Linked DNA regions of Homo sapiens: region 2 is linked to region 1. Evidence: chromatin loops called from intact Hi-C (ENCODE). Cell type or tissue: PC-3. All regions are shown on one strand.

Region 1 (8,000 bases):
GCCACAGTCTGGAAATATATATTTGCAATATATACACTGGATGAGGATAACATATCCAGAATATATAAATTGGAATCATAGAATTCCATGTTAAGGATAGAAGCAATGTCATAGTGAATCTAGCTCTGGTTTAGCCCAATCTTTTGAGCCATAAGGAAAAATGCTGGTGGATAATATAGCTGAAAATAGAACATAAGCCACAGTGTTCAAAACACCGGGCTATTTTATTATATTTGCAACAAGGTCTAATAAGGATTATTCAAAGACTTAAGTAGCTTAAAAAAACTTACTTTGAACTATTTTCTGACTTATAAAAAGTTGCAAAAATAGAAAAAGGAGTTTCCTTATATTTTTCACCCCACTTCTTCTAACACAAACATTTCATATAACCATAGAATAGTTATTGGGAACAGCAAATTAACATTAGTAGAATATTAGTAACTAAAACATAGGACTTATGTGAAATATTAAAAATCTGACACTTGGATATGCAAGGGTGTACTAATAATTTCTTTCACTATTTTCAACATAGGCCAAAACCCACTGATCTCATCCTTTGAGGATTAGAATTCTTTAAAGTTTTAAAAGAAAGACACTTATTCTTTACATCCTAGAGTTTACTTTTACTAAAACTAACCTGATGCCTGTAATCCCAGCACTTTGGGAGGCCGAGGTGGGTGGATCACTTGAGGTCAGGAGTTCAAGACCAGCCTGACCAACATGGTGAAGCTCCATCTCCACTAAAAATACAAAAATTAGCCAGATGTGGTGGGGTGTGCCTGTAGTCCAGCTACTTGGGAGGCTGAGGCAGAAGAATCACTGGAACCCGGGAGGTGGAGGTTGCAGTGAGCCAAGATCATGCCCCTGCACTCCAGCCTGGGCGACATAGAGACACTCTGTCTCAAACAACAACAACAGCAACAACAATACAAAGCAAAACCAAACAAACAAAAAACAAAACTAGAGAAATAGTGTATGGCGGCCCAGCGCAGTGGCTCACGCCTGTAATCCCAGCACTTTGGGAGCCCGCGGCTGGTGGATCACGAGGTCAGGAGATCGAGACCATCCTGGTTAACACAGTGAAACCCTGTCTCTACTAAAAATACAAAAAAATTTAGCCGGGCGTGGTGGCGGGCGCATGTAGTCCCAGCTACTCGGGTGGCTGAGGCAGGAGAATCGCTTGAACCCAGGAGGTGGAGGTTGCAGTGAGCCGAGATCGCGCCACTGCACTCCAGCCTGGGCAACAAAGTGAGACTCCATCTCAAAAAAAAAAAAATTGGTGGGCATGGTAGCACACGCCTGCAGTCCCAGCTACTCAGGAGGCTGAGACAGAAGAATTGCTTGAGTCCAGAAGGTGGAGGCTGCAGTAAGCTATGCAATGATTATGCCACTACACATCATCCTGGGCAACAAAACAAGACCCTGTCTCAAAAAAAAAAAAAAAAAAGAGAGAGAGAAAGAAAAGAGAGAAATTGTTTCCAAACTGTGATATTTGTAAAATTTATCAGAATTTGATAATTCTGTCAAAAATACAATGTCTTGAGCACCATTCCCAGACTCAAATACATTGGTCTGGGGGGCAGGAATTGGATTCTGCTTTTTAAATAATCATTTGCTGGTGGATTACTCTGTTAAACATGACCTGAAAAGTACATTTGACAGAAATCAATTGTTTCCAAAGAAGTTCTTGGGAGGTTTAGTATTTATGAATTTTCCTTCAAAAAAGGAGGGGTGGTGGCTGTCAGGCCTCTGAGCCCAAGCCCGCACGTATACATCCAGATGGCCTGAAGTAACTGAAGAATCACAAAAGTAGTGAAAATGGCCGGTTCCTGCCTTAGCTGATGACATTACCTTGTGAAATTCCTTCTCCTGGCTCAGAAGCTCCCCCACTGAGCACCTTGTGACCCCCGCCTCTGCCCACCAGAGAACAACCCCCTTTGACTGTAATTTTCCACTACCTACCCAAATCCTGTAAAACGGCCCCAGCCCTATCTCCCTTCACTGACTCCTTTTTCGGACTCAGCCCACCTGCACCCAGGTGAAATAAACAGCCTTGTTGCTCGCACAAAGCCTGTTTAGTGGTGTCTTCACACGGATGCGCGTGACAGTGGCAGTGAGACAAATGATTACATACTTGTGAGACATTATTTAGTGCCCAGTAAATGAACAGTTTACATAAGATAGGTGAACATTTGAGGAAAAAAGAGAATAGAGGGAGCAGATGTCTCAGGGGAAGGTGAAGGAATTATTAATCTCATCTTACCTTTGTTCTATACATGGAAGACAATTTAGCAGTCTTTTGAAGAGGCTGATTTCTGTTTAGTTAATTTATTACCTAGTATAATGCCTGTGTGACATAGCTGAACTTCTACCTCACTGTAACTTTCCTTATTTTTAGAAACAGGAAGGCATGCAGACAGAAGTTCCTCCTCAGGAGAATTGGTCAAAAACCAGTTAGAATCAAGATGGCTGACTGAGTGGCCGTAAATATATCTCAGACTTCATTATAATCCAATTTTCATGCTAAGTGACACTTCCAGCCGGGTCATGATAGTTAACAGTCGCCATGACAATGACCAGAAGAAACCATAAAAGAACAAGAACAAGGTTGGACTCTGGTTCTGATATCACTGCCCATTTCCAGAAAGGATATGAATATTCCTCCCCTCCCTTTTAATGTCCAAGCCTTTCCTTAAAGAGACTCTACATTTTAACTCCTCACCTCTCACTAGGTGAGAAGTTGATCTGTGAGCCATGTTCCTGTTTCTCCTTTCTTTGCTCCACTCGATGCTCATGTTTGGTTTTGTGTATTGGCTCTGCAATACCAAACAAGGAAAGATCCCACTTTTGGGACTACCAAGTTTATTGGGACTACTTAGGGAAGAAAACCTAATGACAGTTAGCAAGGGAAGGGTTATGATGAGGCATGACTGATCTCCCGTCCCATTATGGTTGTGAATGCAGGTTTTCTCTGTGGTTCCCTTTGTCAAGAGGAAATCCATTCAGTCAGTTGTGGGGGCTTAGAATTTTATTTTTATTTCTCAAGTCACAACCCTTTACTGACACAAAATTCTTTGAAATTTTTTCATAGAGAAAACTTACTAGTATGAAGGTGACTGTCATATATCTGGCATTCACCTACAATGGTAGTTGTGAAAAAGAACTATTACAGCCTAGCACAGCTCTGAGCAAATGTATTGAGATTCTTGTAAATCAGAATTTTGCTATATTCATATCTATATCATTCAAAAGTATACATAGCTTTGAAATGAGATTACCACCACGGCTGACAATGTAAGCTCAGTTTTGTTCTCTGTTGATAAATCTCTGATACACTGAAAAATTCTAGTTTAATATGGCTGTGTTAGAATAAGAAATATGTTTGGCAATCTGGTTCCAGGCACAAAACTCCTAAAACCCTTGGAATTTTCTGAGTGATAGAAGTTTCTTTTGTTATTCATAATGAGCTCCTTAGATTCCTGAGGCTGAGTAATTTCAGTGACCTTAGTACCCAGTTAGTACAGCACCAAAGTGTTTGTATCTTCCCTTTTCGCCTCCACTCATTTGTAAAGTACTATGCAAATACATATCAATAGTCAACCTTAACTTTCTTTGGTGAACAAATTCCGTATGGGCATATGGAGATGCCACTCCTGCAAAAACAAGTTTCTAGAATTCCCAGGAGAACTAAGAAAATAAAATACTACATTTTGGTTTGTTTGTTTTACTTTTTGGGGGAGTTTTGCAAAAATCAATTACAGAGTCAACTCAATTAGGTCAGTAAAATTCTTGTTAGGTGACATGTGGATCCAAAAGCATAGCAGCATAAATATATCAAGCAAATACCACCTACATTGTTTCTACCTCTATTTTGTGGAAGCTGAATCCTGGTAGTTCCAAAGAGTAGAATGACTGACAGCTAGCTGTTCCTTACAGTTCTGTCATTTTAGGCAGACACAGCCATCAATGAGCCATGACCTAGGAGGGACTATTTCTCAAAGAGCAGTAACATTCCTCTGTAGATGGCTGCTAGTCAAAACAGCAGCCCACATTTTCTTCCCTGTCTGCCCACAAGAGTTTTTTCAGTGGTTGCTAGTATTGCTTCCTTTTGCCTTCCCATCTCTATTTCTATGCACGCCTCTGACCGAAAAGACATTTATGTTCAATGACTTGAAAACCTTTTCAAAAAGTAATTTTGGTAGGCAAATGCCATAAATAAATTTTTTTTCTTTCTTCTTTTTTTTTTTGAGACGGAGTCTCGCTCTGTCGCCAGGCTGGAGTGCAGTGTCGCGATCTCGGCTCACTGAAACCTCCGCCTCCCGGGTTCAGATTCTACCGCCTCATCCTTAGTAGCTAGGACTACAGCTAATTTGTGTGTTTTTAGCAGAGACGGGGTTTCACCATGTTGGCCAGGATGACATTAAAAAGGTTTTCTTTAGTATGGATCTTTCTCACTTGTTTTAGAGTAACTGGAATTACTAGGGATAAAATCCAAAGAAAATTCTCAGCTCTTCACTTAAACACTGTGGTCATCTCCCTCTAAGTTCTTTGATTTTTTAATTTATTTTTTTCTGTCCTTACACACCATCTAGTGGACATGTGGGGTAATGACTAAAATGTAAGTGGTAAGAGCAAAAAGTCCTGAATCGTCAGTGAGCCAGTTTTTGAGTAATGAAATAATCCAAATAACTAAGCTTTTAAAACTGACTATTAGTTACTTAGTTTGGGTTAAAAAATGTTCCCTTTCTTTCCCAAATTTCATAATGAGAGCAATGCTGACATTTTAATCAACAATGAGAAATTTGTAACGAATGTAACACATCCTCTAATATTTTCTCAAGGTGCATCCTTTACTAAAGATGATAGTATATTGATTAATTGGTTTAAAAATAATGAGTTTAAATAAAATATTTTATCAGAAAAATAAAAACTGTAGACTTTTAGTTCACATGACTTTACTTATGGATTTGGACTTTTCAGTTAATGATGGAATATGTTAAGACATTGGGGGGACTGCTGGGAAGGCATGATTGGTTTTGAAATGTGAAAAGGACATGAGATTTGGGAGGGCACGGGGGCAGAATGATATAGTTAGGCTCTGTGTCCCTACCCAAATCTCGTCTCTAATTGTAATCCCATGATGTGGGAAGATCTGGTGGGAGGTGATTGGATCATGGGGGCAGTTTCCCCTATGCTGTTCTCATGATTGTGAGAGCGTTCTCACAAGATCTCATGGTTTAAAAGTGGGTTTCCCCTGCGTGCTCTGTCTCTCCTGACACCATGTAAGACATGTTTTGCTTCCCTTCCACCAGGATTGTAGTTTCCTCAGGCCACACCAGCCAGAAAGAACTGTGAGTCAATTAAACCTCTTTTCTTTATCTTGGGTAGTTCTTTATATCAGTGTGAAAATGGATGAATACAGAGAATTGGTACCAAGAGTGGGGTAATGCTATAAAGATATTTGAAAATGTGGAAGCAACTTTGGAACTGGGTAATGGGGAGAGATTGGAACAGTTTGGAGGGGCCAGAAGAAGACAGGAAGATGTGAGAAAGTCTGGAACTTCCTTGAGACTTGTTGAATGGTTTTAACCAAAATGTTGATAGTGATATGGATAATAAAGCCAAGGCTGAGGTGGTCTCAGATGGAGATGGCAAACTTATTGGGAACTGGAGCACAGGTCACACATGCTTTTTTTTTAGCAAAGAGACAGGTGGCATTTTGCCCCTGCCCTGGAGATCTGTGGAACTTTGAACTTGAGAGAGATGATTTAGGGTATCTGGCAGAAGAAACTTCCAAACAGCAAAGCATTCAAGATGTGGCCTGGTTGATTCTGAAAGTGTTCAGTCATGCGAGTTCACAAAGAGATGGTTTGAAATTGGAACTTCTTATGTTTAAAAGGGAAGCAGAGCATAAAGGTTTGAAAAATTTGCAGCCTGACCAAGAGGCAGCTAAGAAAAACCCATTTTCTGGGAAGGAATTCAAGCTGGCTGAAGACATTTGCATAAGTAACAAGGAGTTGAATGTTAAGAGCCAAGACAATGAGGAAAATATCTCCAGGGCATGTGAAAGATCTTCACAGCAGCCCCTTCCATCATAGGCCTGGAGGCCTAGGAAGGAAAAATGGTTTCATGTGAACTGGGCTCAGGGTCCCCCTGCTCTGTGCAGCCTTGGGACATGGCACCCTGCATGTCAGCTGCTCCAGCCATGTACAGCTTGGGCCATTGCTTCAGAGTGTGCAGGTCCCAAGCCTTGGTGGCTTCCATGTGATGTTGGGCCTTTGAGTGCACAGAAGACAAGAGTTGAGGTTTGGGAACCTCCACCTAGATTTCAGAAGATGCATGAAAACACCTGGATGTCCATGCATAAGTCCGTTGCAGTGGTGGAGGCCTCATAGAGAACCTCTACTAATACAATGCAGAGGGGAAACATGGGATTGGAACCCTCACACAGGGTCCCCACTGGGGCACTGTCTAGTGGAGGTGTGAGAAGAAGGCCACTGTCCTCTAGACCCCAGAATGGTAGATCCACTGACAGCTTGCATTGTGCATCTGGAAAAACCACAGGCACTCAACACCAGCCTGTGAAAGCAGGCACAGGAGCTGTACCCTGCAGAGCCACTCAAGGCCATGGGAGCTCACCCCTTGCACCAGTGTGCCCTGAATATGAAATATGGAGTCAAAGGAGATTTTGGAGCTTTAAGATTTAATTAGTGCAGAGTTGGGTTTCAGACTAGCGTGGGGCCTGTGGCCTCTTTGTTTTGACCAATTTATCCCATTTGGAATGGGAACATTTACCCAATGCCTGTATCCCCATTGTGTCTTACAAGTAACTAACTTGCTTTTGATTTTATAGGATTATAGGTGAAAGGGGCTTGCCTTGTCTCAGATGAGACTTTGGACTTGGACTTTCGAGTTAATGCTAGAATGAACTAAGACATGGGAGACTTTTGGGAAGGCATGATTGGTTTTGAAATGTGAGGACATGAGATTTGGTCAGGGGAACAGGGGCAGAATGATATGGTTTGGCTCTGTGTCCCCATCCAAATCTCATCTTAACTTGTAATCCCCACATGTCGAGGGAGGAACCTGGTGGGAGGTGATTGGATAATGGGGGCAGTTTCCCCATGCTGTTCTTGTGATAGTGATGGAGTTTTCATGAGATCTGATGGTTTAAAAGTGGCAGTTTCCCCTGCGTGCTCTCTCTCTCGTGACACCATGTAAGACGTGCCTTGCTTCCCCTTCTCCTTCCACCAAGATTGTATATTTCCTGAGGCCTCCCCAGTCATGTGGAACTATGAGTTAATTAAGCCCCTTTTCTTTATAAATTACTCAGTCTTGCATAGTTCTTTATAGTAGTGTGAAATGGACTAATACATACATTTATCTTTTAAAATAGTGCAACAGACCTTTCTGGAATCCTTTAGTCAATTACTCTTCCATATAACACAGAAACAAAGCAATGGTTAAGAGAAGTAGAAGTGAGAGATATCACATCTGAGTAAAATAAAATAAGGAAACAAAAGAAGAATTGAGAAGTCAAAGAAAATAAAAACTAATCTATATTTTTTATAGAAAGAATAAATTAACCTAGTAATTTTATAATGAATTACCTATATAATATGTTGTTCATGCTATATATTCATCTCAATTTGTACTATGTGTAATACACTATATGTACTATATGTACTATGTGTAATACACTATATGTACTATGTGTAATACACTATATGTACTATGTGTAATACACTACATGTACTATGTGTAATACACTATATGTACTATGTGTACACTATATGTACTATGTGTACTATATGTACTATGTTTAGTGGTACACTAAATAGGAATACAGAGCAGAATAGCATAAAGCAAAGCAGAAAGCATAAATATATCTTAAATATATTATTTATCGATCAGGAAAGATAAAATAATTAGTCGTTAACAACTCAGCGTATTGCAAACATAGCACCTGCTGAAGAAATCTAACAACAAAACTCTCCCAA
Region 2 (8,000 bases), 1.3 Mb before region 1:
TTACTTTTTAATAAAAGCTAATCTGACTGACATAAAATGGTATCTCACTGTGGTTTTGATTTTCATTTCTCCAATAATCAGTGGTATTTAGCTTTTAGCTTTTTAATATACTTGATGGTTGCATGTATGTCTTCTTTTGCAAACTGTCTGTTAATGTCCTTTGCCCACTTTTTAATGAGGTTGTTTCTTTCTTGTAAGTTTGTTTAAATTCCCTGTAAATACTGGATATTAGATCTTTGTCAGATGCATACTTTGCAAATATTTTCTCTCATTCTGTAGATTGTCTGTTTACTGTTGATAGTTTATTTTGCTGTGCAGAAGCTCTTAAGTTTAATTAGATATGATTTGTCAAATTTTGCTTTTGTTGTGATTGCTTTCGGCATCTTTGTCATAAAATATTTCCTTTTTCTATGTCCAGGATAGTATTGACTAAGTTGTCTTCTAGGTTTCTATAGTTTTGGGTTTTACATTTATGTTTTTAATCCATCTTGAGTTGATATTTGTATATGGTGTAAGAAAGGGGTCCAGTTTTGGTATTCTGTATATGGCTAGCCATTTATGCCAGCACCATTTATTGAATAGGGAATCCTTTTCTTATTGCTTGGTTTTGTCGGTTTTGTCAGTTTTGTAGAAGATCTGATGGTTGTTAGGTGTGTAGCCTTATTTATGAGCTCTCTATTCTGTTTCCTTTGTCTATGTTTCTGTTTTTGTACCAGTGCCATACTGTTTTGGTTACTGTAGCCCTGTAGTATAGTTTAAAGTTGGATTGTGTGATGACTCCATCTTCGTTCTTTTTGTTTAGCATTGCCTTGGCTTTTGTGGCTCTTTTTTTTTTTTGGTTCCATATATATATTTTAAAATAGTTTTTTATTTCTAATTCTGTGAAGAATGGTATTAATAGTTTAATATGAATAGCCTTGAATCTCTAAATTGCTTTGAACTATATGGCCATTTTAATGATATCGATTATTCCTATCTATGAGCATGAAATGTTTTTTCATTTGTTTGTGTCATCTCTGATTTCTTTGAGCAGTGTTTTGTAATTTTCATTGTAGAGATCTTTCACCTCCCTGGTTAGCTGTATTCCTAGGCATTTTATTCTTTTTTAGCAATTGTGAATGGGATTGCCTTCCTGATTTGGTTCTCTGCTTCGCTGTTGGTGTATAGGAATGGCAGTGATTTTTGTAGATAGATTTTTTTTCCTGAAACTTTACTGTAGTTTTTTATTAGTGCAGGCAGCTTTGGGGCTGAGACTATGGGGTTTTCTACATATAGAATCATGTTGTGTGTGAACCAGGAAAGTTTGACTTTCTCTCTTCCTATTTGGATGCCTTTTATTTCTTTCTCTTGCCTGATTGCTCTGGAAGGACTTCCAGTACTATGTTGAATAGGAGTAGTGAGAGAGGGCATACTTGTCTTTGCCAGTTTATAAGGAAAATGCTTACAGCTTTTCCCCATTCAGTATGGTGTTGGCTGGGGGTTTGTCATATATGTCTCTTATTATTTTGAGGTATGTTTCTTCAATGCTTAGTTTATTGAGTTTTTGCATAAAGGTATCAAAAGCCTTTTGTGTGCCTATTGAGGTAATCTTGTGGTTTTTGTGTTTCTGTTTACATGATGAACCACATGTATTGATTTGTGTATGTTGAACCAATCTTGCCTTCTGCAGATAAAGCCTATTTGATTGTCATGGATTAGCTTTTAGATATGCTGCTGCATTTGGTTTGAAAGTATTTTGTTGAGGATTTTTGCATCAATATTCATCAAGGTTGTTGGCCTGAATTTTATTTTATTTTTTGTTGTGTTTCTGCCAGATTTTGGTAACAGGATGATTCTGAGTTCATTATTTTTTATCACAGGTTTTAGAATGTGTTTAAGTTTCACACAAATGGAATAATTCACCTGAAAAAGATTATATTCCTTTTATGTTAGATTTATTTCTGGGTATATCATTATTTTTAGAGTCTTCTTTAACGTTATTTTAAAATTTCACTTTTGTTTGTATGGGGTATGTAAGACTGCAATTTACTTTTGTATATTGGCTTTATTTATTTTATTTTATTTTATTTTATGTATTTATGTATGTATGCATTAAGACAAGATTTTGCTCTGTCACCCAGGCTGAAGTACAGTGCCACTGATGTTGGCTCACTGTAGTCTCAACCTCCCAGGCTCAAGCAATTCTCCCACCTCAGTTCCAAAGTAGCTGGACTACACGCATGCACCACCACACTTGGCTAATTTTTTATTTTTATTTTTATAGAGATATGTCTCCCTGTGTTGCTCAGGCTGATCTCAAACTCCTGGGCTCAAGCAATCCTCCTGTATTGGCTTACCAAAGTACTGGGATTGTAGGCATGAAGCACATCAGGTGGCCTGTATATTAAAATTGTATCTATCAATATTGATAAACTTTTTTCTGATATAAATAAATTCCTACATTTACAAATGTATATACATATATTGTATAATATATAACTTTTTTCCATATATTATTGCATAATTAAATTATAAAATTCAACATTAATTTAAAGTATGTTAAACAACATCTTTGTCTTGATCCTGAGTTTTTAAAAAATTTCTTCTAACCTTTCAATGTTGAGTAGAAAATTTTCCGAAGTTTGGTTTCTTGCTGGTCTTATTTTGTTTGTTTTTTTGTCATTTAATAGTTGTTTCATAATTTTCATCTGTCTAAGAAAGTTCACTTCTATTTTTTAACCAATAAAGGTATTGGAGTATACTTAAGGCTTTTCTACATTGATTGATATAATCATAGAATTGATTGAACTTAGAATTACACTTTTAAAGAAATTTTAACCAAAGTTGAATCTGAAAAGCATAAAGATTTTACTGTATCGAGGGTTTCAGGAATTAATGGTCAATATACAATCTTTGTGTACTTACACATGAAAACTTATTTCAAAATATTATTAATATGGTCTGTTTAAATTCTCATTCAACGGCCACATGGTTAAAATAAATTTATTTTTGGCAGCAGAAATAGACAAAGACCCTTTCAATAAACAAAGTTAGAAATGTGTTAGAATTCACCAAGACATTTTTGTGCTTTTTAAATCTCTTCTCTTGTGACAAAGCCTTTTGCCAACCTGTAGTGGAATCTCCCAATTAGATTGATTAGTATGAGTTCCTGGGGTTACTGGTTGGACTTAATTTAATGCCCCAAAAACATTTTTAAGAGAACTGTAACCAGACTTACCAAATGTAATACATTCTTCCCCCTTCAACACACACATACACACACACACACACAAACATACACACACACACACACACACACACACACATGCTTACTGGCCTATTTATCTGTGAAATAATATTTTCTCATAGAATTATGATGATTACGTACACGGATACTAAATATCTATATAAAAACATGTAATCTAATTTTTATTTAATTTGAATCTATTTAGACTCATAATTAAATGATGTCAAACAAATAAATTCTTAAGGCCTGGAAAATTTTCTCTCATTAAATCCCAAATGTGAATGATTTCCGAAAGACATATTTGAACACAATAATGTTAGGATTGTAAAGTCTTGTTTTTCATTTTTGTTGTTACTGTTACTGTGTCGGTTTTGTTTCTTCCTCAGGAAACTAAGTATTGAAGATTTTTACATAAGACAATTATTGCCCTGTTTTATTTTGAAACCTAGTTATATTTTATTTCAACTATCTTGAAAATTACATCAGAAAATCCTAGATAGTAAGTGTATTATAATGGCAATATTTTTAGAAATGTTAACTCCCAATAATGAATAATAATTTATATTATTTTAGTATTTTAAAGAACGTCTTAATGGACCCTGTATGTTGCTAATGAAATCTACTTAAACTTTTAATGTATTTATATCATTATTTTAACTTATAGATAGCACTAGCCCTAATTTGAAACAGTCTTTCTTCCTGAATATGAAGGAAACTAGTGCTTAGAGAATGGCTACAATATTTCCTATTAAATATGTTGTGTGTGTTCATCTTGGTTTTGTACGTCTACGTATATACGTACACATAATTTGTTTTATAATATACATTTCTTACATGTTATAAACATATATATTATATCTTTGTATAAACATAAGTAGATCTAAATGAACTTTATTTTTACGCCGTCAACAAAATTATTAAACTCCTAATAATTTGGACTCACCATACTTATTCAGCACTATCAACCATCATCCATAGGAGGGCAGCAGATCCTAAAGCTTGATAAACTGCTTGAAGAAAAAGAAAGTCTCAAGTGAGATTTAACTTTAACCTAAGGACTACATTTAGCAACTGCCAAAGGATGCACATTTTTGTTTTATAGTTTTGAAAGTGCTTTTACACATAGTTTATTGTTGAATACTAACAATAGTTCTGTAATTCTAACTTTATTTTACAGATGAAGAAATCAAGATCAGAGAAGTTGAGAATTTCCTGGCAATTGGAAACTGAAATTATATCCTATTTCCACCAGCTACATATTTCTCATTCACCTACATTTTAACTACAAAACAGTAGTGGAAAAAGCATGGGCAGAAACTTATGCAGATATTTCTTTCCTCCATTGTCATTGATTATAGATGCCACATACACAGAGGCAATTTCAAGTGGGAAAATGAAACTTAGAAACCACTATTCAAAAAAAAAAAAAAAAAGAAAAGAAAATGGCAGAGAAATTTAGAAAGTGTCATTAGCTTTTGATTTTTATTATAATGAGAAGCTACAGTTCCAACTAAATGGAGGATTTATAGCTTATACTTTTCCATTTCTTATCTCCCTAAATGAACTATCGCAAATCCTAGTTAGAAGATAAAATTATCAATTTTTTCTGGCTTCATTTCTCTCAAATTAATTGAATGGGTAAGCCAGTGGCTTTACAGGAAATGGTAAACTGGAAGTTGCAAACACTTCAGTTCCTTTTTGTTGGTGGGGTACATGTTATAATTGTTTAAGTTTTCATTTTTAATTATTATGTATACATAATAGTTGTATCGATTTACAGGAAATGTGACATTTTGATGAAAGCTTAAAATGTGTAATGATCAAATCAGGATAATTGGGATATCCATAACCTCAAACATTTATCTTTTCTATGTTAGGAAAATTCCAATTCCACTCTTAGTCATTTTAAAACACACAAATTATTATTAACTATAGTCATCCTATTGTGCTATCAAACACTAGATTTTTTCATTCTAACTATATTTTTGTAGCTATTAATCATGCCCTCTTTATACCCTCCCCACCCCCCAAGACCTTTCCCAGCCTCTGGTAACCATCTCTCTACTCTATATCTTCTCTATATCTTCATTCGTTAATTATTGTTTTTAGCTTCCACATGTGAGTGAAAACACGGCATATTTGTCTTTCCGCGCCTGGCTTATTTCATTTGACTTAACTGGAGGAAACTCTAGATTCATCCAAGTTATTGCAAATGACGGGATTTTCACTTGTCCGTTGATTCACCCATTGATGCACATATAGGTTGATTCCATATCTTGGCTATTGGGAACAGTACTGCAATAAACATGGGTGTACAGATATTTCTTTGATATACTGATTCCTTTATTTGGATATATACCCAGCAGTGTGATTGTCGGATCATATGGTAGTTTTATTTTTAGTTTTTTGAGAAATATCCACACTCTTCTCCATAGTGGCTGCACCAATTTTATATTCCCACCAACAGTGCACAAGGGTTCCCTTTTTCCATATCCTCACCAGCATTTGTTATTGCCTGTTTTTTTGTCTGTCTGTTTGTTTGCTTGTTTGTTTTTGCGGCGGGGTCAGGGTGGTAAAAGCCATTTGAACTGGGCTCAGATGATATCTCATTATAGTTTTTACTTGCATTTCTTTGATGAATAGTGATGTTGACCATTTCTTCACTTGCCTGTTGGTTGTTCTTTTGAGAAACGTCTATTCAGATCTTTTATCCATTTCTTTTTGATTACTCATTCTTTTCTTTTTGAATTGTTTGAGCTGCTGATATATTCTACTTATCAATCCCTTGTCAGATGGGTACATGGAAAATATTTTCTCCCATTTTGTAGACTGTTTCTTCAGTTTGTTGATTGTTTTCTTTAATGTGCAGAAGCTTTTTCGGTTGAGGTTGATGTGATCCCATCTGTCCATTTTTGCTTTGGATGGCTGTGCTTCTGAGGTCTTATTAATCAAATCTGCCCAGAACATTGTCTTAGTGTTTCCTCAAAGTTTCGGGTTTTAAATCAGTGAGATTTAACTTAAAGATTAGAAAGATTAGATTTAAATTAGAGTGATTTAATTTTTCAGGGTGATTTGATTTTTGTGTATGGTGAGAGATAGAGATTGATATGGTTTGTCTCCTGTGTCCTCATCCAAATCTCATGTTGAATTGTAATTCAAAATGTTGGGGGAGGGATCTGTTGAAAGGTGATTGGATCATGAGGTCTGGTTTTCCACTTGCTCTTCTTGTGATAGTGAGTTCTCATGAGATATAGCTGTTTAAAAGTGTGTAGCAATTTCCCCTTATCTCTTTCTCTCTCCTGCCACCATGTGAAGATGTGCTTGCTTCCCCATTGCCCTTCCACCACAATTGTAAGTTGTCTGAGGCCTCCCAACCATGCCTCCTGTACAGCCTGTGGAACTGTGGGTCAATTAAACCTCTTTTCTTTATAAACTACAGTGTCAGATAGTTCTTTATAGTAATGTGAGAACAGACTACTCAGAGGTCCACTTTCATTGTTCTACATATAGATACCTAGCTTCCCAGCACCATTAAGAGTCCATTCCTTTCCCAATGTATGTATTTGGCAGCTTTGTTGAAAGGTAGTTTACTGTAGATGTACAGATTTATTTCTGTGTCCATTATTCTATTCCATTGGTCTATATGTCTTTTTTTATAATAGTGCCATGCTGTTATGGCTACTAGCTTTGAAGTATAATTTGAAGTCAAGTAATGTAGTTCCTCCAACTTTGTTCTTTTTGCTCAGAATAGCTTTGGCTATTCTGGTCTTTTGTGGTTCCATACAAAGTTTAGATATATATATATTTTTTAATTTGTGAAGAATTTTATTGGTCTTTTGATAGGGATTGCAATGAATCTGTAACTTGTTTTGGGTGCTATAGACGTTTTAATGCTTTCGATTCCTCTATTCTATGAACAGAAAACATTTTCATTTTTTTCTGTCCTGTTCAATCTTTTTCATCCATATTTTGTAGTTTTCATTGTAGATATATTTCTCGTATTTGATTCAGTTTATTCTTAGGTATTTTATTTTATTTGTAGCTGTTGCAAATGGGATTACTTCCTTTTTTAACATATGGTTCACTGTTGGCATATAGAAATGCCACTGATATTTGTATGTTGATTTTGTGTCCTGGAACTACTGAATGGGTTTATCAGCTTAAAACAGTTTTTGGTGAGGTTGTTAGGTTTTTCTAGATACAAGATCATATTTTTTGTAAATAAGAATAATTGACTTTATTTTCTTTATAATTTGAATGCCCTTTACTTCTTTCACTCGTCTAATTGCTCTGGCTAGGACTACTACTATGATGTTAAGTAAAAGTTGTGAAAGCACATATCCTACTCTTCTTCCAGATCTTAGAAGAAAGGCTTTCAATTTGTACTCATTCAATATGATGCTACCTGTAGGTTTGCGGTTTATGGCTTTTATAATGTTGAGCTATGTTCCTTCTATACTCAGTTGTTTTGAGAGTTTTTAATCATGAAGAGATGTTAATGTTCTCAAATATTTTTCTCATCATCAAATAAAATAATCATATGGATTTTGTCCTGGTACTGTTGATAAGATGTATCACATTTATTGATTTGCATATGTTGAAAAATTTTTGCATCCATGAGATAAATCACATGTAATAATGATGAATGATCTTTTTAATATGTTGTTGAATTCAGATTGCTAAATTTTTGTTAAGATGTTTGTGTCTATGTTCATCACAGATATTGGCCTGTAGTTGTTGTTGTTGTTACTGTTGTTGTGTCTTTGGTTTTGGT

What was found. A loop is a pair of places that touch in the nucleus more often than their neighbours do. Peaks named below come from ENCODE experiments on the same cell type or tissue, not always from the same donor. Only the 100,000 strongest peaks of a DNase experiment are listed, where the experiment ranks them.
Region 2: it touches region 1 in a loop (20-fold over the local background); 8 of 110 quality-filtered maps call a loop at or near these places.

Annotation. Positions count from the first base shown.
Region 1 is chr4:68,268,565-68,276,564 of GRCh38, reverse strand. No RefSeq gene overlaps it. Among named protein-coding and RNA genes, the nearest start is that of TMPRSS11B, 27 kb to the right of the region's middle. RefSeq lists enhancers at 3,395-3,969, 3,970-4,545. In PC-3, CTCF peaks have their summits at 4,399 and 4,604; a DNase peak (open chromatin) is centred at 4,604; H3K4me3 peaks cover 729 bases.
Region 2 is chr4:69,613,493-69,621,492 of GRCh38, reverse strand. The region is part of intron 3 of UGT2A1 (UDP glucuronosyltransferase family 2 member A1 complex locus); the gene reads left to right. The region is part of intron 1 of UGT2A2 (UDP glucuronosyltransferase family 2 member A2); the gene reads left to right. Among named protein-coding and RNA genes, the nearest start is that of UGT2A2, 22 kb to the left of the region's middle. In PC-3, a CTCF peak has its summit at 4,231; a DNase peak (open chromatin) is centred at 4,202; H3K27me3 peaks cover 1,060 bases.